Linked DNA regions of Mus musculus: region 1 is linked to region 2. Evidence: chromatin loops called from intact Hi-C (ENCODE). Cell type or tissue: heart. All regions are shown on one strand. Links, peaks and the distances in the headings refer to the core of each region. The heading gives the core; the rest is flanking DNA. Region 1 holds the start of Gm16559 (a long non-coding RNA gene). Region 2 has its middle 9.5 kb from the start of Adh4.

The links. Peaks named below come from ENCODE experiments on the same cell type or tissue, not always from the same donor. Only the 100,000 strongest peaks of a DNase experiment are listed, where the experiment ranks them.
Region 1: a loop joins it to region 2, with 2.2 times the contacts of the local background. A loop is called at or near these places in 2 of 42 quality-filtered maps.

The regions. Positions count from the first base shown.
Region 1 is chr3:138,298,893-138,309,826 of GRCm38, reverse strand. It overlaps Gm16559 (a long non-coding RNA gene), which reads left to right and starts at 2,796. Exons shown (of 3, transcript XR_376125.3): 1 at 2,796-2,896; 2 at 3,069-3,285; 3 at 7,089-7,334. In heart, for the core only: no CTCF peak of the experiment used is centred there; DNase peaks (open chromatin) are centred at 5,116 and 5,526; H3K27ac peaks cover 1,283 bases.
Region 2 is chr3:138,400,489-138,411,422 of GRCm38, reverse strand. No RefSeq gene overlaps it. Among named protein-coding and RNA genes, the nearest start is that of Adh4, 9.5 kb to the left of the region's middle. In heart, for the core only: a CTCF peak has its summit at 5,924 (motif pointing right); no DNase peak of the experiment used is centred there.

The sequences.
Region 1 (10,934 bases), core at 962-8,961, 100 kb after region 2:
AAGTATTTTAGTAAGAAAGAAGCAATAAAAAGGCACATAGTTAAAACAATAAAATAATGAGATTAAGTTGAATTTCAAGCTGTTATAATTCTTATTCAAAGATGTATATTCCTGGTGTTTTCTAATGCAGTCCTAGGAGTTGTTACTTACGTACAGTTTATGTCAATATAGCTCTAGCTTCCCTACATGTCAATAAAGCATACAGCATATGCTTATACAGTCTAAGTTTGTCCTTGCTTTACCTAGCTTTCCGTTACTATAATAAAAGCCATGTGACGAGTTTGTTTAGAGAGAAAAGAGGTCTATTTTTGCCGTGATCTGCATGAGAAAGGCCTACCCCACCGGCTCTTCTCCTCACCCTCCTATCTGCTGAGCCATATGTATCACATCAAAGAGGGGGCAGATATGTATTTGCTGTCTGAATGTCACCTTCTCCTTACAATGTTATCAGGATTCAAGCATGGAAATTCTACCCTGATGGCCTCAGATCTCACTTCTAGCTGTTGTAGTCAAGTTCCATTTCTCACCCAGGCTGCCATTACCAGGAAACCTTAGGGACTGAACCGGCTCATCTCTGGAGGCTTGGCTGTATTCAAACCACTGCACTGCTGGGTCCCATTTTTTGCTTCAACCAAACCATTATGTGATCAGTCTCAATATTTTTTATAGTTTCTCTGCTTCTTTTCTCTGTCCAACTGGAGGATGCTTCCCTCTCTCTCTCTCCAAGTCTGCCACCCTCTGTTCACTTCCCCAATGGTTCAGGGGCAGGTTTTGTTCTGTGTTTACAGCTCACCCAACCCTGCGCGCACACGCGGTCTCTGATGGAAACACTGTCCTCTGGGTTAAATTGGAGTTTAGAGACCCAAAAGTCAAAACCAAATGGCACCATGTTCTTCCTCCTTTTCTTTCTCTTCCTCTTCTTCTTTCTCTTCCTCTTCCTCTCTGTGTTAGGTTTGAATCCCTCCTTCGAGAACTTGCATGGTGACCGCGTCTAGCAGTTAATTTGACTTAGATGCTTTGAGCATCAGTGAAATATGTCAAGTCATGTCACTTCCTACTTCCATGTCACAATGCAACTGAAGCATTCCCATGGGGGTGGGGTTGACGGGGCTCAGTGTGCCCAGAAGTGTCTGAAGGAGCTGATTGACTTTTGCCAATTTATTCATAGCACAACCTGCAAAGAGCTCTTTCTGTCACGTTTTGAAACTGATTAAAAAATAACAATCCTGGGCCTTACAGATACAGAGACTGGGGTTCCGAGTAAAGGCGTGTTCCCATGTGACGACCCACAAATCTGGACTATATCTTCCAAAGTCTTATTCCTACTTTTATCCAAAGGTGCCCTTTAAATGGTACATGAAAGGTACAGAATAGGTAGTGCTAACAGCCCATGCTCACCAGTCTTTCCTATGTGCCTGTTTGCTTCAGCGAGGAGAATAGTTTGATCCTCGTGCCAATGCCCTGGATTATGGCTATTCTTTGCAGAGAAATAAATGGATGTGAAGATGTTAGCTGAAAATGCAGTGATGCTTGCTGTAGCTGATAGACAGGAGTGAGGGAGCCCTGATGTCATCACCTCCCCTGTGTGTGCGCACGCACACACACACACACACACACACACACACACACCACCACCACCACCACACTGCCTACTGCCTTATTCCCTTTCCTTCTGTCTTCTCAGACAAGATTTGAGGCCTTTGATATTCCTTTATGCCATTCATTTTTCTACCTTACCCAGAATTCCCTGTTAGTGTTTATGTAAGGAGAGTTGGACAAGACAACTGAGGACAACTCACAGTTTATCTGCTCTTGCCCACCCTGTTGTGCCTTTGGATCTTGTCAGGGCCCCTAGGCACTCTGACTTGAATTGTCCTTGTTATGAAATTAATTTCTAACAAAACAAGTAAAGGAGCTGGAGAAGCCGTGGGGTCTTTGGAGCAGCAAAACCCATTTCTGAGCTTTGAGGATATACATGTGAATAGTTTGCTCACAAGCATGTCTGTACATAAAGTCAAAGTGCAATGTATGCTTTTAGTGCAAATCTCATGAGTTACCATTGGCTGTAGCATACAAGCATCCCCTCAGCATGGGGAATCTGCTACATATGGAAGCTCTGGGAAAACCCTGCATGGTACTGTAATGTGGGTAATCTCACATTTTATACATATGCAGAATTTCACACATAGCTTATGGTATTTAACTTGTGCAGCTATGGCATTTCTAATATTTGACCCGATGTGCATTGATGGCTCTGTAAGAAATTTCAGAGAATCCATTCAATGTCATTAGAGACTAAACACTCACAGAAAACCATTTGTCAATGTGCACTTTCAAGACTTCAAAGAATAGTCCTAATAGATGTTAACTTCCTCATATAAAGACAACTTCACAATTAGTTACTCTTAAAAACAAAACATATGTTAATCCAATCACATTTGGCTTGGAATAAAACCTCAGTAAATTATTTTACAGATTTACATGCTGCATAATTTTTTAACTGTCTCTGCCACAAGTCAGCGTAGGCATAATGTTTTTGTGCATTGTGTAAAGATTATCCTTGTGTTAGTTAAATGCTAATTTCTCTGCTCTGATATCTTGTTTTAATATGGACATTGGATTATAATGCTTATGTCTAGAATCTCCTGTCTGAAATGTGTGTAAACAGTTCTTACCATCTATTCTCTGCCTTGTCAATAAATGCTGATCACCCAATGACTAGGCAGAAGAGAGAATAGGACAGAAACTTCTGACAGCCAGGGGAGGGAGAGAGGGAGGGAGATTCAGATCAGCTATGAGGAGGAGAGGATCTGAAAAGACATCATGGGAAAAAATCAGAAGCTCAAAGAGCCAGATCAATAATCATATGCAAGAATCATGATATCACGACTGGGAGGTAATTAGCTTAGGGGGTTAATATAAATCAATATTGCCCAGAAATTGAGGCACAGTATGAGGTAAATCTTAGTTTCTCTGTGTGGTTATTGGGGACTAGCAAAGGTAAAGAAATCCATCTGCTGAATTAATCCACTATTTACATTTATATTAAATATGATTCCTTTTGCCAGTCAGCACATCTTTATCATCCCTAACTTGAACACAGCGAGCCGTTCTGCAACTCTGTATTTCTCCGTATGATCTGCTTACACTCTGGATAATCAACTTCTGCTGGAGCTGGCATGGGATTTCTGCCCTCTCTGCATTCCTGGAGGTTGCACAAAGGAAAGACAACCCAGTCTGCAGCGTGCGTGCTCTGGAGCCCCTAAAGCACGGCAGTGCTCATCCGTAAGTGTCACGTCTCCTTGCAAAGCGTGCTCACTTAGTAGCTGAGACCTTGGCATTGCTTACAGCAGCCAGTTTTAGGTCACATATTGCTTACATTAGGTTAAATATTTGCCAGCATAAAAATCCTTATCTCCTTCCTCGTGGATTTCACGTTCTCCCCTCAGGTCAGTCAGTTCAGAGCTGTTTTCTTCTGTTTGCATTACATGCCAACTTTCAATCCACACCATATGTGTCAAAGACAGCTGGGTGGATCAGACAGACTGGGTTCCTAACTAGCTGTGCGAACAGAGATTTCTTATTTAACTTCTATTTGCTTTAGTTTCTTTACCTGTAAGATGGAGGATGGATAAATGAACCACTTCAAGGAACTGTCTGTCCTGCAAGGGTTTGAATCTCATTGCTATAGAAACAAAGCTTTCACTTCAAAGGGAAGACAAATGTTTATTCGAGAGCCAGATCTGAGAGAGCCAGGCCCAGTATCACAAGGCTAGGTTAGCCCGGGTTGCAGGTTCCTGCATGGAAATAGTTCCATGAGGTTTTATAGTAGCAGGATAAATCAAGTCACAGATCTATCAAGGCAACTTGAAAGCTCATTGGTGTGCAATGCAGAGATGCAGGTCACAGCCAGCTAGACAGGTCTCGGGGGTCCTTTGACAGCATTCTTAACCTCCCACTGATGGGGCATAGGGCTTCACCAGCACATTCCAAAGTTTTTTCTCTGTTGATGTTAGGGCTGACACACAGTGACAAGGAATGGCTATCTGGCTGGCTAAAGATCCCTGTAATACACTTTAAATTGGGCCTTGAACTGGCAGCGTTCTAACGCCTCTACCCTCACTGAGTCAGCCCTGGCACATACAGCTTCTTTTCAGGAACGTTCTCTCGCCATCTGGAATGGTCTGTGATGGCACATGGTGCTTGCTGAGTCGCTGCTTGGATAACTACTGGAAGGTGGAAGGTGGTAAAAACATTATCAGGCAGGGTCTAGCTGCTGGGGCCGTGTGTGCCCTCCTGGGGTAGTGGGGGATCCCAGGTACAGCCTATTCTTTCATTCTGAGTGATGTTTCATTCTGAGTGATGACGTGCCCAAGCAATGGAGCCTGTCAATTTTGGTGTAAACCATCCAAAGCCACGGGCTGAAAGCAACCTTTGCTCTTTCTCAGTTGTCTAGGGGATTTGTTACAGTGGTGGTGGTGGTGGTGCGGCATTAACTCAGTGAATAAATGTGATCTACAGAGTATGGCACCATCTCAGAGGACCCCCACCACCACCACCAATAAATTTTAGCTGCAGGCAGTATCTTTAAAATGAAGCTGGGGACAGAGAGATGGCTTTACCGGTCAGGTACTTGCTGTGGTGCAAGGACTGGGACCTGGGCTTGTTCCCTCAAACATGGTCGCTTGTCCTTGTAATCCCAGTGTGAGAGAGACAGTGGCTAGTCAGCCAAACTTACTTGATGAGTTCTAGGCCAGTGAGAGATCCTACCTCAAAAACCAAGGTGTAGTCGCCTGCAGCCACACGAACTGGTTTCCTGAGTGGGAGGCCTGAGATGTAACGGAGGGAACCATGAGAGAAGTAAAGAGACCAAGACAAATTTCTGATCATGGCCCAATGTTTACTCGCAGTCTGTGCTTGTAAAGGGGGAAAGCCCATCCCCTCCCCACCCCCAACCAGGCTTCTTGATGCTTTGTTGCTAAGTTGTTAGCACCAGTCTGTCAGAGCTGTTAGCATTAGGTCGCCAATTCCACAGGCTGTCAGCTGTCTCAGGAATATCTCAGGAAGACAAGTTCAGCGTCTCAGCAGAGAAGAGCAGCAGTAGGTGACAGAACAATAGAACCATGTCGGAAGGCTCCACCCTAGGTGATCTCATTCACAGTAGTAGCAAGGTCTGAATCAGCCTGCTCAAGGCTGGGGGAGGCTACACCAAGGTGGGCTACTCCAGAAGGACTGCTGTAGGAGAGACTGAAAGTGGTAGAATTAGTGCTAGACAGAATTTACTAATACTTTTGCTTAAGCCATTAATTCTCACAACGTTAAATTTAGCTAAGAGAACCCTGGCTCCGAAATGCCCCGGAAATAGGTAGTGTGCTAGCCAGGCCTGTTAGAGAGAAGCAAAACTTATGACAGCAGGAAGCTAGTGTCTGCTCACCAATATTTACCTCCAGTTAGGCTCCATTCCCAGAAGGAAAGGAGATAGCCCTGCATTCCAACCTGCTATTAGGCCTGTCCCTACAGAACAGAGCGTACTTCCAAGGGCAGCTCAAGGGGTCAGCGCAGGGTTATAGCAACCATTAAGTCCTGTTCTGCCACTAAGAGTCCTATGCTCTTATCAGGGAAAGTATAATTCTGCCAGGTGGGCAGGATGTGCCCCTGTAACAACTTATTGAAAAGAACACAGCTGCTGTCCTTAAGAAACAAGTCTGGCAGTTTCTCTGCTGTGTCAATCTCCCATCTGCCCAAGTAGCCAGACTTGCAGTCTCCTGTCTCTGTGTAAATGGTTCAAAGTGTAACCTGGGGCCAGGGCATAAAAGAGATTTAAGGATGACAGTGTTTGTGAAATGCATACGCCTAAGGTATATAAATTAGTAATATCTTCTCCTCATGGCTGGCTCCTCTTTGAGCATTAGCCAGAGATGGATGTATGCTATATGAAAGAGCTTTTTTCCTTTATTAATCTCTAAGGGTGCAAGGTGATTTCTCCCTGTGAAGGCACATTAATTCTAGAACCAAATGACATTTGCGGTTGTCCTCTGGCCTAGACACTCACCCACCCACACAAGCATGCGCAAACACATGCTTGCCCCAGGTGAAGCTGGTGGCTTTGGAGAAAAGGTGCTTTGATACACACATTTATGAATGCTGGCCTGTCTGGAAAGTGCCCTGTCAGGTTTGAGTGCTTTGGGAACAGGGAGGGAAGGGCTGATCTGAATGAAGGATCCAGGGGAGGTAGAACTGCAAGATTTGTGCATTTTTGGGTGGGTTCTACTTTTGGAAAAATCCAAGCAGCGGTACATTTTGGTTTGTTTTCTTGGGCTGGCCAGAGTTATTACAGACACTTTTAAAGTTGATTTTTGTTTGTGTGTTTGTGTGTGTGAGTGTGTGTGTGTGTTGTGCATGCTTGTGTGAAAAAAATACCTTCCCAGATGTTGGCATTTGGGGGCTCAAGAGAGCAATTGAAAATCCAAATATAAAACGACCTGAGAAAATGACAGAGTCTAGAACTATCCTGGTGACTCCAAAAAAGTTCATTTGTATTAATCTTATAAAACTAAAATCCAAAAACCTATTTGACTAATACAATATCATGTTTTCTCATAAGGCCTGTGAGAAAATGTTCAATATGTACCTACATATATAACATAAGACGTGCACGCATCTGCTTTTGATAATCTTGGGTTCCTAAATGATTCAGTGAGAAGAGCAGTTTTATGATTCAGAGGGATGTGATACACAGACAAAATATTTTTGACAATTTCCCCTGAGATTTTAGACATCTGGGGGAGGGTGTTAATATTATTTTGACAATTATTTGGCCAGAAGATGAAAATAACAACAAAAGAAAACACTCCTCACCCCACCCCCAAAAAGCAATTACAGTGTCTCAAAGCTATTTCACAGTGTTGACATGTGGAGCTTTTATTTTGTTCCTCTGCACTTTCTTTATGAGGCGTTAAGTGATGGCCTCAGGAATGCCATTGTAGAGGTGACACAAAACAGCTGCATGTAGGAAGTCCCTTCAGTCTCTTCACTCTTCTCCATGGGGTGCGGACACTCTGTTCATCTCTCTGTACCTTTCTCCATAGGACACGAAGCTACATGGGAATAAATGGGAGTTTTTATTTGCTGTTCCGACTTTCACAAGAATTGGATGATCCGATGAATCATTCGAACCTGGTCATGCATGGTTGGGGAAGCATCAGAGTCACCCTACCAGAGTTCAAGACATAGGTTGTTCTGTCTGAAGAGTCCCTGGCCGTTCTGGACAGGAAGTTAGAATTCCTTGTTCTTCCGGTTACGCTGTTCAAGGATCACTCTTACTTTATAAAAAAACAAAACAAAACAAAAACAAACAAACAGCTGAAGTGAATAGCCTTGTGCTTTATTCTGTTTCCGTAGATACTTTTATTTCTATAGAGTTATTCCCCGAGCGTAACCTTGCTGGGGAAGTAAGTGGACATGCATGCTTTTATAGTTTAGTAACTATTGCTAAGCGGTTGCTAGAACCTGTGCTGAGTCACATGTCTGTGGGAACAAGGGCCAGCAAACGACTGGTGATGTGGCCCTTCTCATTGCCAGGGCTCAGCACACCGTTTTCTATGCTCCTGAGACACGGACTTCCCTTCACAAGGAGCTTCAGTTCTATTTAGGGTTTGGTTTTTTTTTTTTTTTTTTGTCCTAGATGAACAAACATGTAGGTATTAGAGATAGATTCACCAATCAGATGTTACAAATATTGTCCTTTGCACAATGCGGTCTTCCTTTCCCCTCTGTTCGTCCCTGTCTCCCCACCCCACACCCACCCTATCTCCTTTTCTGTCTCTTCTCTTTTTAAGATAGGACCTTGCGATATAGCCCGGCTTTGCCCCAAATTCAGATTCTCTTGTCCGTACCTTCTGAGTCCTGGAATTGCAGGTTTATGCTACATCATCTGGTTGGTTTTATTTGTTTATAGCAAAATTTGCATGTCTTTCAGAGTTTGACTAGTGGTGTGATACAAGGAGAAGTGTGTAAGATTATTGAAGTTAATCTCCCACTTTGAGTTAAGTCACAAATTGTCAAAGAATCAAAGCAATACGTTCTCAGACCACGGACAGTTTCTTGTCGTTTGCACTCCTATGTCTGTTACTCCTATAACTGTGTTTCGCCACTCATGAAGCTACTGGTGTTCCAACCACACAACTCACTTCTGTGAAAACAGCCAACTGAGAACTAACCAGTAGTTTCTAGGTTGGAATACATGTACATATAAATACAGTTGTTTAACCTATTTCAACCATTCTCCCCATAGGAAAAACAGTATTACATCGTCTTCCCATGAAAGACACTCAATGTAAGGCACTCAAGCTGCTGTTGACCATAGTCTGTAATCGTCTGTGAGAATTTGATGGTAAAGATACCTCACACATCCTCTTGTCAAGAGTGGGCTATGGAAATTGATAGGTCAATCCTCTGCTGGTGAACTGAGCCAATTCAAGCCAGATTAGATTACATTAAAGGCAGGTTTATTGGGAAGCTGCTCTTGGGTTGGCGAGTTCACTGGGACCCCAGAATCAAAGCCTGGGAAGTTGTTGTGGGGAAAAGCGATGAGGGGAGGGAGAGAGAAAGGGCACATGCACAGAGAGAAGAGAAGAAGAGGAGGAGGAGAAGGAGGAAGAGAATGAAGAAGAGAGGAAGAGGTAGAAGAGGAGAGAGAAGAAGAGAGGGAGGGAGAGGGAAAGAGGGAGGGAGGGATGGAGGGAGGGAGGGAGAGAGAGAGCACAAAAATGCCTGGATTATATAGGGAAGGTTGGGGGCAGGGTATGCCAGGTAGGGACTGAGGGATGCTGGGAGAACCTGGAGGGCAGGTCTGCGTTGCTATATAAAATATGCACCTCGGCCCCTTGTCCCTGGAGTTGAAAACCAAACATGGTTGTGTCTTGCTCAAATTCGTATGTTGATTCCTAATTTGAGATTAAGATCTTGGGAGGAACTCTAGTCCTCCTGAGTAGAACTGGTTGATCTCTTTTCTGTCAACATTTAGGCCAGGCCTTAGTGAACACTGGCTGTGGTGGCACCTTGAACCTGTGTCCAGAATGGTGAGAAATAGATGTCTTCCTTTAATACACACAGCATATGCTGTTCTTGTTATAGCAACCCAGGCTAAGACAGAGTGGAAGTCAGAATTCTGAGATGACTTCCAGGATTCCAATTCCCTGTACGGGTGCCCCTGTGGCATCTCACACTTAAGTGGGGTTGGGGTCTTAGGCTATGTTTTGGGCCAAATGCTGCTAAGATTCCCACAGCCATGACCATATTACATGATATAAGACTGTGTCCCTGCAGGCAGGATGGACAGCGGAACCACGAGATGGCCGTGTAGGAGTTATGCAACGGAGCAAGCAGGTTGAGGTATGTTCCATGGTTAACAGCCAGCGAGAGAATTGGAGCTTCTGAGCAACATAGACATAGTGAACAAATTCTGCTTTGGATAAGTCTACACCCACAGTTTCTGTTATTAACTGAACTGGCAAGTGTCAGTGCGCTGCAGGAGATCCTGAGCTCTAGGAGGCAATCCAGGCCACTCAGGGTACACCTCGAGACCATAAAGAAACCAGTTCTACCATGCCCAGATTCTTGACCTAAAAAAGGCAATGAACAGGCGTGCTCTGTAACCTTTAACTGGATGACGCACTTTTCACTTGGAGACAGAAAACTAATGTGCACTTGAAGAAAATATTTCATATGATTAACCTCTTGTAGCTGTCTTTGGTTTTCAATCTTTACAAATTTCACTTTTCTGTGAAAGCATGGATGTTTAGAAAGCATCACTTTCAATTTGTAAGAAAAATCTTCAGGGAGGAGAGAGTGAAGTTTTTCAGTGACACAAAGGAGACAGGGATGTAGAGGTGTAGACGGCACGTGGGATTAGGCTCTTGACTTGTGGGAAGGCACAGAAGAATCTGACTGCACATTGCTACTTACTAACTCAAAACAGAAAAGATTATGCACATCTAATATTCAGACAGTTCTATATCCCACATAAATGTAAAATTATTTCTTTTCTTTTCTTTTTTTTTTTTTTTTTTTCGAGACAGGGTTTCTCTGTATAGCCCCTGCTGTCCTGGAACTCACTCTGTAGACCAGGCTGGCCTCGAACTCAGAAATCCACCTGCCTCTGCCTCCCGAGTGCTGGGATTAAAGGCGGGCGCCACTACTGCCCGGCTCAAATTATTTATTTCTATTTTGAATATTCATGTAAAGGAGGTTTCTTCATAATTGAAGGATATAACTTTATTACTTTATTTTTTAAGACAGATTTATTTATTTATTTATTTCAGTACACATCTCTTTGATTTTTTTTTTCAATAATTTTTTTTTATATAGTTTATATTGGGATCACAGGCCTTCCTCCTCTTGTCCCAATACCACTCTTACAAATTCTTCTTCTATTATCTTCTCCCTTTCTCTTCAGAGTAGGGGAACCTAACTTTGCATACAATCCCAACCTGGAGGAACATCAGGACTAGGCACATCTTCTCCTACTGATGCCCCATCAGGCAGTCCAGGTAAGAGAGGAGTATCCAAAGGCAGAAAACAGAGTCCAAGACAGGCCCTGCTCCAATTGTTAGGGGTACCACATGAAGACCAAGATGCACTTCTGCTACAAATGTGTAGGGGGGCTAAGCCCAGCCACCGAGTACTCTTTGGTTGGTCTCTATGAGCCCTCATGGGCACTGGTTAGTTGACTTCATAGGTCTTCTTGTAGTGTTCCTGATCCTTGCAACTTGTTCAGTTCAATTCTACAAGATTCTCAAAGCTCCACCTGATGTTTGGCTGTGGATCTCTTGCTTCTATTTCCATACACTGTTGAATGAAGGCTCTCAGGAGACAGTTAAGCTAGGTTTCTGTCTGCAAGCATAGCAGAGTATCATTAATCATATCCATGATTG
Region 2 (10,934 bases), core at 1,550-9,549:
AGGCAAGATCTTCAGAGCATTTTCCCAGGGCTGTCCTTCAGGTTCTTAGCCTATTTTCTGAAGGCATGCATCTATATCTAACTCTCCTATTCTTGACCCAGTCATTCCCTATAGAAATATGCTAGCACTCTTGAAAACCCCAAGCTCAGAAGTGTTGCTCACTGGGTCTACCTGTTCCTTAAAGATCACTCATCTAAGTTCTTGTCACCTGGTTTGCAGTTCTGGTGACTTCCTCTAGGCCCCAGCCAAAATAAATTACTAGAATTTCAGAATAAGATTAAGAGTATAATATGAAATTTTATCTATCTATCTATCTATCTATCTATCTATCTATCTATCTATCTATCTATCTATCTATCTATCTATCTAGTATATATCACTGTACAATTTGTGAAATGACAGCTTTATGGTTCAGGGATTTTAGGACTCTGTCTTCTATGTTGTTTTTTTCTGGGTAGCATGTTTCTCAGTATGGAGGTCCATTTTTTTTTTTTTTTTTGTCACTCAAAGACTGATTTTGTCATTTGTCATACATACATAGTATATATGCACTTATAATTCAAGGATAATCATTAATTCCTAGAGCATGTATGATATGAAACTACATAGAAGAAAAGAGAGGCCAGTTTACTACACAAGTAGCATAGAGCCACTATGTGGCTTCCATAAGTCTACAAGTCATCCTGCAATGTTGAAAATGGAGCGATTGATTCTTCAGTGCCAGGTCTGATTCCCAGAACAGACTTTGAAGTTCCCATTCTGGCAGGGACTCAGTTGAGTTCCCTGCGGCAGACCTTTGTTCCTGTGGTCTCAGTCTCAGGGGAAAAGAGAAGCCGTGTCTCTCTCATAGGTCAGTTTTATAATGAGATTGATGGCCATTATAAGTTGCTTGTTGTTTCCTCGCTGATGTAAACGTTTTGCTTGTTTTTGTTTAGTGAGTTTTACCTATCTCTCCTGAGTATGATGCATTCCATGTGCAAAACACAGGAATGGTGATAACATGTTTGCTTAGTGGAGCAGGGGCTAGATTTGAACTTTGTTTGATTACAAAGTTTATATTTATTATCAAGCTACTGTTTTGGCAGTTTTAGGTATTTGATAAAATTTGGACTCTGTAATTTTCCTCTCTTTTATTACTGGAGATTAGAATTCTGAACTCTGGGACATTGTCAGTTCACCCTTACTATTTAAGTTAATAATTGCCTGGTGGTATTAGTATACTGGTTCTGTTTAGAATAAAAGATAACATTTTTCTTCTTCCGATGAGCATATACAGCTTAATATCGACATATCAAGCAAATATAATTTTCTTAATAATTCAGATTTCAGATCATATAACACCTCTTCTGATTTGTCCAACTGAATTCAGGCTCCTTGTGTTACAAGCCTCCCATGTCTTTCCTTCATAATATTTTGATTTTCGTTCTTAAATTTGACATGCTCAGTGGTACCCCTATTTTATCCAGTGATTTCTTTTGGCAGAATTTAAATGGAACCCCAAGAATTCTGTCACCCTGACAAACAGCACAGACTCTTTGCTTATTGCAGGCCACAGCAAGAAACATGGACAGATGCATCTGAGCTGCCTGGAAGCAGGGACACCACCAGGAGCTGTGCTTCCAGGAGAAAAGGTCATAGTCTTGAAGGCCATAAAAAGAGATACACAATTGCTCAATATCGCATGAATCTTGTTAATATTGTTAATATTAATGAAATATAAAATGAGCACTTATACCTCAAACATGTTTGCAGCCTGCTAATGTTAAGAAACAAAGTACAGCTATTAGAACACACTAGAAGACTGGCTGTGGAGGCAAACCTGTGTCCAAGGCCTTCTATGCACACAGTGCTTAATTGGTATCTAAATTCACTTCAGTATTTAAAATCTGTCTTTCAGTACAAATTAAGTCCACTTTGAAGTTCTTGTTTCTAGAATGTTTATTGTGTTTTGTGGTGAACACTTTCTGTGTGCATCATTCATGATCAGTTTTTCTCATGAGACTGAAAGGTTAATGACAGTAAGGACCGCATCTGCTTTGTTGAAATCGTGTACATGATGCCTGCCTAACAACAGGGCTTGGCCTGCTGTCGTTCTACAAGCTGGCTCCTGAGTTGAACGAGTGAGCTCAGCAATGATTTCACAATGAACCGTTTTCAGTGAGAGACCAGGTTTGGCCTCTGAAGGAAGAGTGAGCATACCTTTCAAAAAGTCTCTTCCTTATTGCTGAAGACATTCCACACTTGGTAGAACTTAGAGAAACCATGCTGGAGCTGGGCTTGAAGTTTCCTCCTTGCTGGTTAGCTTTCAGTGTTGGAAGGGCCGCACATGCTTCTCGGGGAGAAAGGTCACAAATAGTCCTCCTCAGCTCTGGACCCTGGCTGTTACACTGCTGCCTTCCTGGGCCCATAGCATTAGTGGTATGTAAAGTAAACCTGGAGGAAGTCATTGGTGGTGGCAACTGTGTTTCCTTCTGGGGAAGCTCCTACTATTTTGTAAAGTTGACATGTCACACCTGGCAGATGCCTTTGAAATAACTATCTTTATGATTAGAGATTCCTCATCACCAGAGAGCTCTGTAGTCCATGGCGCTGATTGCCTTCCATCCTTTATTGAATGTGTGAGCCCGTTTTCCATTGGTATGATAACTAGATGGCAAGTTTTTAAATGACGAAAGGTGAGTGGACATGGTAGTGCATGTGAGTAATCCAAGTTCTCGGGAGGATGAGAAAGGACGATTGGGCCTTTGAGGGTAGCTTGTGGTACATGGTAGTAGCCTAGGTGCGGGGAGGACTGGGAGGAAGGCTAATTTTGGAAGTTGGCGGGCCCATTCCTTTAGCCCCTGTGATGATTGTACATAGAGAAGAAACCTTTTATGATAAAAATTTAGAGAACGAAAGGAAGAGCCAGGCATCTTCCTGCCAGTTCAAGGCCATGCTCTTATTGACCTGAGACCCTTCACTGTGTCTCAGCTCTTGAATGTTCCCCTACCTCCCAATAGTGTCATGGGCTGGGGATCAAGGCTCTAACACATGTCCTTTTGGGAGACACTTTCCTAAACAGTCACATGGTCTACTTAGATGACTAGATTCATATTGCTTCTGATAGTGAATTATTGCCTCCTGGCCTCTGTTATTTCAGACTCCTTTCATCCCAGGAGCCTTGGGAATTTCCTGACTTGTATCTGGCTTATTCTTGACAAATATGAAGTTTCTCACTGAGGCCAGTGCCCTCCCCCTCTGTCTTTGTGGCCTCTAAATCATGACATATTTTACTGTCCCAGTGAAAGAGCTATCTGCCTTGAAGTCACCAAAGGAATTTAGTCATATGGTAGGCTTCAGTTCTTCTTACAGACTGTCACACTGCGTAATGCTCAGAGGCCCTTGACTTCTTCCTTGGTCCTGTCAAAGCAGCTCTGTCATTGCTTGTGGGCTAGTGTTTTTATCTCAGACTGTAAGGAGCTGGCTTGGCAGGATGCAAGTGATGTTAGATCTTATGGCACTAAGTTCCCAGTTATAGATGGGGGGGTGTTCCCATGTCAACCTCTCCCTTACATTCTGCTCTCCTGGCCTAGTGTGCTCTTCGCTGATCTCATTTGTTTTTCTAGGCCGCACAGGTATCTATAAGCCAAGTCTGTATTTTCCTTTGCAAATTATTTTCCTAGTCAAGGAAAGACTTGACCTTTGGCCTTATTTAGTGGCCTAGAAACTATGAAGGGAGGTAGAGGCATTCCCCAAAGAGAGTAAGCTTGTTCGAAGAGTCATTTACCTTAGAATGGCTCCTCATGGTCTCTAGGCCAGGAGAGACTGAAACCCTATAATAAGGGTAGAGAAACATTATATCTTTTATTGGCATATTTTGTTTGCACAAAATAATGTTTTTCATTATTATTTGTGATGTTTTCAGGCATGTAAGCAAGTTTTTAAACCATCTGCTCCTCCCCTCATTACCATCTCTTGTCCCTCTGCCTCCTGGAGATGCCTCCTGACTCCCTAAATAGTCTCCTTTCATGTCCTTTAAAAGGTTTACTTTTGCTATTTGAAATTATATCTATATATCTCTCTGGGTGGGCATGTGCCTGTGAGCACAGGAAGTCACAGAGGCCAGAGGCAGCTGATTCCCTGAAGCTGGAGTTCTAGGCATTGTAAGCCACCTTTTGTGGGTGCCAGGAACTGAACTTGGATCTCTGAAATAGCTGAGCCATCTCTCCAGCCCTATCTTGTTTTAAAAATATTTTTTAAAAAAATCATCTGCATATGAGAGAAAACTTGACACTTGTCTTTCTGTTCCAGGCTTACTTTCCTTAGTATGATGACATATAGCTTATCCAATTTTATTCAAGTGGCACAATTTCATTCTTATGGTTGACAGGAACTTTACTGGGTATGTGCACATATTTCATTCACTCATCCATCCATTGATAGATATATAGGTTGACTCTGTAGCTGGGTTGTCACTAGTGCATATGGTGATTTGAATGATAATGGCCTACATAGCCTCATATATTTTATGCTAAGTTACCAGCTGGTAGAAACTGTTTAAGAAGGACCAGGAGGTGTGGCCTTGTTGGAGGAGGTGTGCCACTGTAGGCTTTGCAATTTCAAACGCCCATGCTAGCCCAGTGTCTCTCTCCTTGCCTGCTGCCTGTAGATCAGGATGAAAGCTGATACTCCTGTGCCATGTCTGTCTGCCTCCTGCCATGCTGATTATGGGCTAACCTAAAACTAAAAGCAAGCCCCCAATGAGATGACTTCTTTCATAGGAGTTGCCTTAACCATGGTGTGTCTTCACAGCAGTAGAAGAGTCACTGGGACAGTGCAGCAGTAAACAAAGGCCTTAGGAGTCCCTGAAGCTAGACAGGTTCAGGAAAATCTGGAGTTCAAGTTCTCAAGATAGTCTCATTGTAGTCTTAAGGTCCACCTCATCTTCATTAGGGCTCTGAGTCTAGTCTTAGAGATTTATTGGGATTACAGATTAAAACTCTGCAATTATCTAATAAAAAAAGAAAAAGTAAATATAGATTTATAATTAAAAAAACAACTCTGCAATTTGGATAATCTCATGGACAAAGTCTAGGCTTGATTTTCAATCCAAATCTTCTTTTAATGATGGGACTAAAGAGGAATTTAAGGTCACCGTGCTTCGTCGCCATCCTAGTTCACCACAAGGGAGACTCTTACAGGAATGTGCTACAAGAGCGTGCTGGGGGAGAACTGTCCCCTGAATTAACACTTATGCACCAGCAACTTGCTGCTGGACAGACTAGGCACAAACGTGTAATCAATGTTTTCGTTGGCCACGAGTGTGACAGCATACAAGCTTAGCTCAGGAGGTCCCCGCCACATGTGCTGACCAGAACTGCTGTCTTCATAAAGCTCATCTCTGGGAGAATCTGCTTCCAAGTTCATTCTCACGCCACTGACAGGTCTCTAGGTCAACTCCAGCCTCACAGGGTCTCTCCTCAGGGATGCTACCCAAGATGATGCATCACAGAACAGGGTCACCACTCACTCCACACGCAAACTGGTTCTTCTACTTGGCAGAACCCACTGTATGCACTGAGGGTCAACTATTCCCTCTGAGTTTTTCCTCGTCTCATAGGCCGGAAGATTTTCCCCTCTGTTTTGCTCCCTGCTTATCTCTCTCTTTAATAATGCTTTTATACTGAATTTTAATTACTTGCCTATCTTAGATGTTGGGCTGTCCCAGTCTCACAGGACATAGACTAAAAAATTGTTAGTGTTGTGATTAGTTAACTGACTATCAGAACTCACGGAAAAAAACAGAGAAAAGCTAGTGGGCTGCTTTAGGGTCATGTAAGCCATCCTGGTGGTGGGTCATCTGGCCTTAGAAGGAAGCTGGAGAGGAATATTGGGAGCAGTAAATGTGTTTTGAAGTCATACTGTCGGTTAATGACAAATGCTGCCACCAGGGGGAATGCTAACACTAACTTGCAACATTTAATAGAAAATTGAGACTCTGAAGGTGAAAATATTAAACCATCACACCCTTGGAGGAACCTCACCAAGATGGGAAGTCAGAGTTTTTCAGAAAGGTGTCACTAAGACTCGATTCTTCTTTCTGTGACTTCCCCCTCTTATTAAGGCTTTGAATGGAGGGACTTAGAGTTAATTGAATTGTCAGCCAAGGGGCCTCCAACAAACCCCAGGTTGTATGCCAAAAGATACAATGTTGCTTTCTGCAAACTGACAGACCGGGTTGTTGTGGATGATACCCACGCAGCTCACTGGAGACCATCAAGCTGGTGCCTAAATCGAGCCCTCACTCCTGCATTCTCATGTCTTTGGTGCAAGAAAGGACTTGGCAGGCTACTGAAAGAGAAATGTGTACACCAACCCAGTCACAAACCCTTTGAGCTACAGTCTGCCTCCCTGCAGAATATGCTAGGGCATTGGTGGCATAGAACTGTGAGAGTAACCAACCAATGTCTGATTTGACCTAAGGCCCAGTCTGTGAGAGGGAACTCATTCCAGATGTAGGTAACCAAGAGCCAGAGGTGAAATAGCTCAGAAACTTAGGGCAAAACCAAACACGATAGGAAAAAAAAAAAAAAAAAAAAAAAAAAAAGAAAAAAGAAAAGAAAAGAAAGAAAAAAGGGAAGAAACAAACAAGAAAATAATCCCAAATGAGGCTTTCTTCAACAGCAGATCAGAACAGATGCAGAGACGCAGAGACCTACAACCAGACATATGAGAGAGAGAGAGAGAAAGAGAGAGAGAGAGAGAGAGAGAGAGAGAGAAGGAGAGAGAGAGAGAGAGAGAGACAGAGACAGAGACAGAGACAGAGACAGAGACAGAGACAGAGAAAGAATATTAAATCCTTCAGCTCAGAGCTCAAGGAAGCCCAAGCCCATGAAAGAGAAGGCAGAAAGGTGGTTTCTGTCCAAAGGAAAGATAGAGACAAAAATGAAACCCTGACACTATTGCAGATGCCAAGAAGCACTTGCTGAAAGGAGCCTGATATAGCTGTCTCCTGAGAGGCCCTGCCAGAGCCTGACAAATACAGAGGTGGATGCTTGCAGCCAACCATTGGACTGAACACAGGGACCCCAATGAAAGGGGGTAGGGGTAGGACGAAAGGAACTGAAGGGGATTGCAATCCCATAGGAAGAACACTATCAACTAACTGGACCCTCCAGAGCTCCCAGGGACTAAACCACCAACCAAAGGGTATACATGAAGAGACCCATGGCTCCAGATACATATGTAGCAGAGGATGGGAGGGGAGGGAGGCTTGGTTCCCCAGTGTAGGAGGATGCTAGAGGGGTGAAGTGGGAGTGGGTGGGTGGGAGAAGGAGCACCCTCATAGAGGCAAAGGGGAGGGAGGTGAGGGGTATAGAATGGGGGGTTTGTGGAGGGGTAACTGGGAAGGGGGAATATCATTTGAAATGTAAGTGAATAACATGATTAACAATAAAAAAGAAGATTGTAAGAGCCAGAGGGGATGGAGGACACCAGGAGAACAAGAGTCTGAATCAGCTAAGCAGAGTACATATGAGTTTACAGAGACTGAAGCAGCAAGCAAAGGGACTACATAGGTCTGCACCAGGTCTTCAGTGTATGTATTATGTCTATTAGGTTAGTATGTGTGCGTGCATGCGTGTGTGTGTGTGTGTGTGTGTGTGTGTGTGTGTGTGTGTGTGTGTGTGTATGTTTGGATATTTTCTTTATTTACATTTCAAGTGTTATACCCTTTCCTGGTTCCCCTTCTCCCAGAAACCCCTTATCCCTTCCCCCTCCCACTGCTTCTTCTATGAGGGTGTTCCTCCACCCACTCCCACCTTCCCACCCTCAATTCCCCTACACTGGGGCATTGAGCCTTCATAGGACCAAGGACCTCTCTTCCCATTGATGCCTGACAAGGCCATCCTCTGCTATATATGCGGTTGGAGTCATGGGTCCCTCCATGTGTACTCTTTGGTTGGTGGTTTAGTCCCTGGGAACTCTTGGGGGTCTGGTTGGTTGATATTGTTGTTCTTCCTGTAGGGTTGCAAACCCCTTCAGCTTCTTCAGTCCATTGAGGACTCTAACTCATCCATTGAGGACCCTGTGCTCAGATGTGAGCATCTGCCTCTGTATTTGTAAGGCTCTGGCATGGCCTCTCAGGAGACAGGCTCCTTTCAGCAAGCATTTCTTAGCATCCACAATAGAGTATGTGAGATGGATCCCCAGGTGGGGCAGTCTCTGGATGGCCTTTCCTTCAGTCTCTGCTCTTTGTCTCCGTATATCCTCCCTTGAATATTTTGTTCCCCCTTCTAAGAAGGATCAAAACACCCACACTTTGGTTGTCCTTCTTCTTGAGCTTCATGTGGTTTATGAATTGTATCTTGGGTATTTGGAACTTTTGGACTAGTATTCACTTATCAGTGAGTACATACCATCTGTCTACTTTTGTGATTGGGTTACCTCTGATATTTTCTATGTCCATCCATTTGCCTAAGAATTTCAGGAAGTCATTGTTTTTAATAGCTGAATAGTACTCCATTGTGTAGATGTACCACATTTTCTGTATCCATTCCTCTGTTGAAGGACATCTGGGTTCTTTCCAGCTTCTGACTATTATAAATAAGGCCGCTATGAACATAGTGGAGCATGTATCCTTGTTATATGTTGGAGCATCTTTTAGGTATATGCCCAGTAGTGGTATTGCTGGATCCTCAGGTAATGCTATGTCCAGTTTTCTGAGGAATCATCAAACTGATTTCCAGAGTGGTTATAGCAGCTTGCAATTCCACCAACAATGGAGGAGAGTCCCTTTTTCTCCACATCCTCGCCAGCATCTGCTGTCACCTGAGTTTTGATCTTAGCTGTTATGACTGGTGTGAGGTAAAATCTCAGGGTTGTTTTGATTTGCATTTCCCTGATGATTAAGAATGTTAAACAATTCTTTAGGTGTTTCTCAGCCATTCAATGTTTCTCAGTTGAGAATTCTTTGTTTAGCTCTGTATCCCATTTTTAAATAGGGTTATTTAGTTTTCTGGAGTCTAACTTCTTGAGGTCTTTGTATATATGTTGGATATTAGCTCTCTATCAGAGGTAGGATTGGTAAAGATCTCTTCCCAATCTGTTGGTTGCTGTTTTGTTCTACTGACAGTGTCCTTTGCCTTACAGAAGCTTTGCAATTTTATGAGGTTCCATTTGTCTATCTTAGGGCATAAGTCATTGGTGTTCTGTTCAGGAAAATTTCCCTGTGCCCATGTGTCGAGGGTTTTCACCAGTTTCTATAAGTTTCAGTGTATCTAGTTTTATATGGAGGTCCTTGATCCACTTAGACTTGAGCTTTGTACAAGGAGATAAGAATGGGTTGATTTGCATTTTTCTACATGCTGACCACCAGTTGAACCAGCACCATTTGTTTAAAATGCTGTCTTTTTTCCACTGGATGGTTCTAACGACTTTGTCAAATATCAAGTGACCATATGTGTGTGGGTTCATTTCTGGGTCTTCAATTTTATTCCATTGATCTGCCTGTCTGTCTCTGTACTAATACCATACAGTTTTTTTTGTTTTTTAAAATATCATCATTGCTCTGTATACAGCTTGTGGCGAGCGATGGTTATTCCCCCAGAGGTTCTTTTATTGTTGAGAATAATTTTTGCTATCCTAGGTTTTTTTGTTATTCCAAATGAATTTGCAAGTTGATCTTTCTAACTCTATGAAGAACTGATTTGGAATTTTGATGGGAATTGCATTCAATCTGTAGATTGCTTTTGGCAAGATGTCCATTTTTACTATATTAATCCTGCTAATCCATGAGCGTGGGAGATCTTTCCATCTTCTGAGGTCTTCCTCGATTTCTTTCTCCAGAGACTTGAAGTTCTTGTCATACAGATCTTTCACTTGCTTGGTTAGAGTCATACCAAGGTATGTAATATTATTTGAGACTATTGTGAAGGGTGTCATTTCTCTAAGTTCTTTCTCAGCCTGTTTATCCTTTGAGTATAAGAAGGCTACTGATTTGTTTGAGTTAATTTTATATTTAGCCACTTTGCTGATAGAAAATGTTTATCACGTTTAAGGGTTCTCTGGTGGAATTTTTGGGGTCACTTAATTATATGATCATATCATCTGCAAATAGTGATATTTTGACTTCTTCCTTTTCAATTTCTATCTCTTTGACCTCCTTTTATTTAGGTTAGCATTTTTAATGGACTCCTGACTGTGAGAGCGAGCGGGTCCTAACTATTGTGCCTGTTCTTGGGTCTCTTTCCCCTCCTTTTGGATTGCTGTGACCAATTTCAATATGATAGCTTTTTTCCCTTCATCATATTGTATTTTATTTTCTCTTTTTGTTATCTCTTAGCAGGCTGTTGTTTTCAAAGAGAGACACAAAGGGAGCTGATCCAGAGGAGAGAGGATCTGGGGAGGGTGTGGGAGGAGTAAAAGGAGGGGAAACTACAATCCGGGTAGATCCTATGAGAAAAGAGTGTCTTTGATCAAATGAAAAGTAACATTGCCAGTAGCCCGCAGCACACCAATCCACAAAGGATTCCTTGTGAGTACGCAGGAGCTGATGGCTCTCATTTCCAAGTTATTAGGGAAGAACACAGTGCCACAGCCGGGCACTTGCCTGCTCACTGTATTTCAGTAGAGGGCCTCTATATTTCATATGTACTTCGTAATGATTTGAGTGATAGCTAGTGATATATCCATTCTTTCAGATAAAAAGTAGAAGAGGCTCAAACTTTGCATGATTTAGGCACATTCTATTTGGAGGCTGCATACCTGCTACAGTGTGAGTCTGGGGTTAGATAAGCCAGGAAAGAGCTCATAAACCACCCCGTGTCGTCGTTACCCACAGAAGCACTGCACCCAGAAACCGCAAAGATGTGGCTTGCTTGGTGGTTGGGACAGGATCATTAAATGTGGCTGAGGTGGTGGGAGTCAGAGGCAGGCCACAGGTTTATATGACCTTA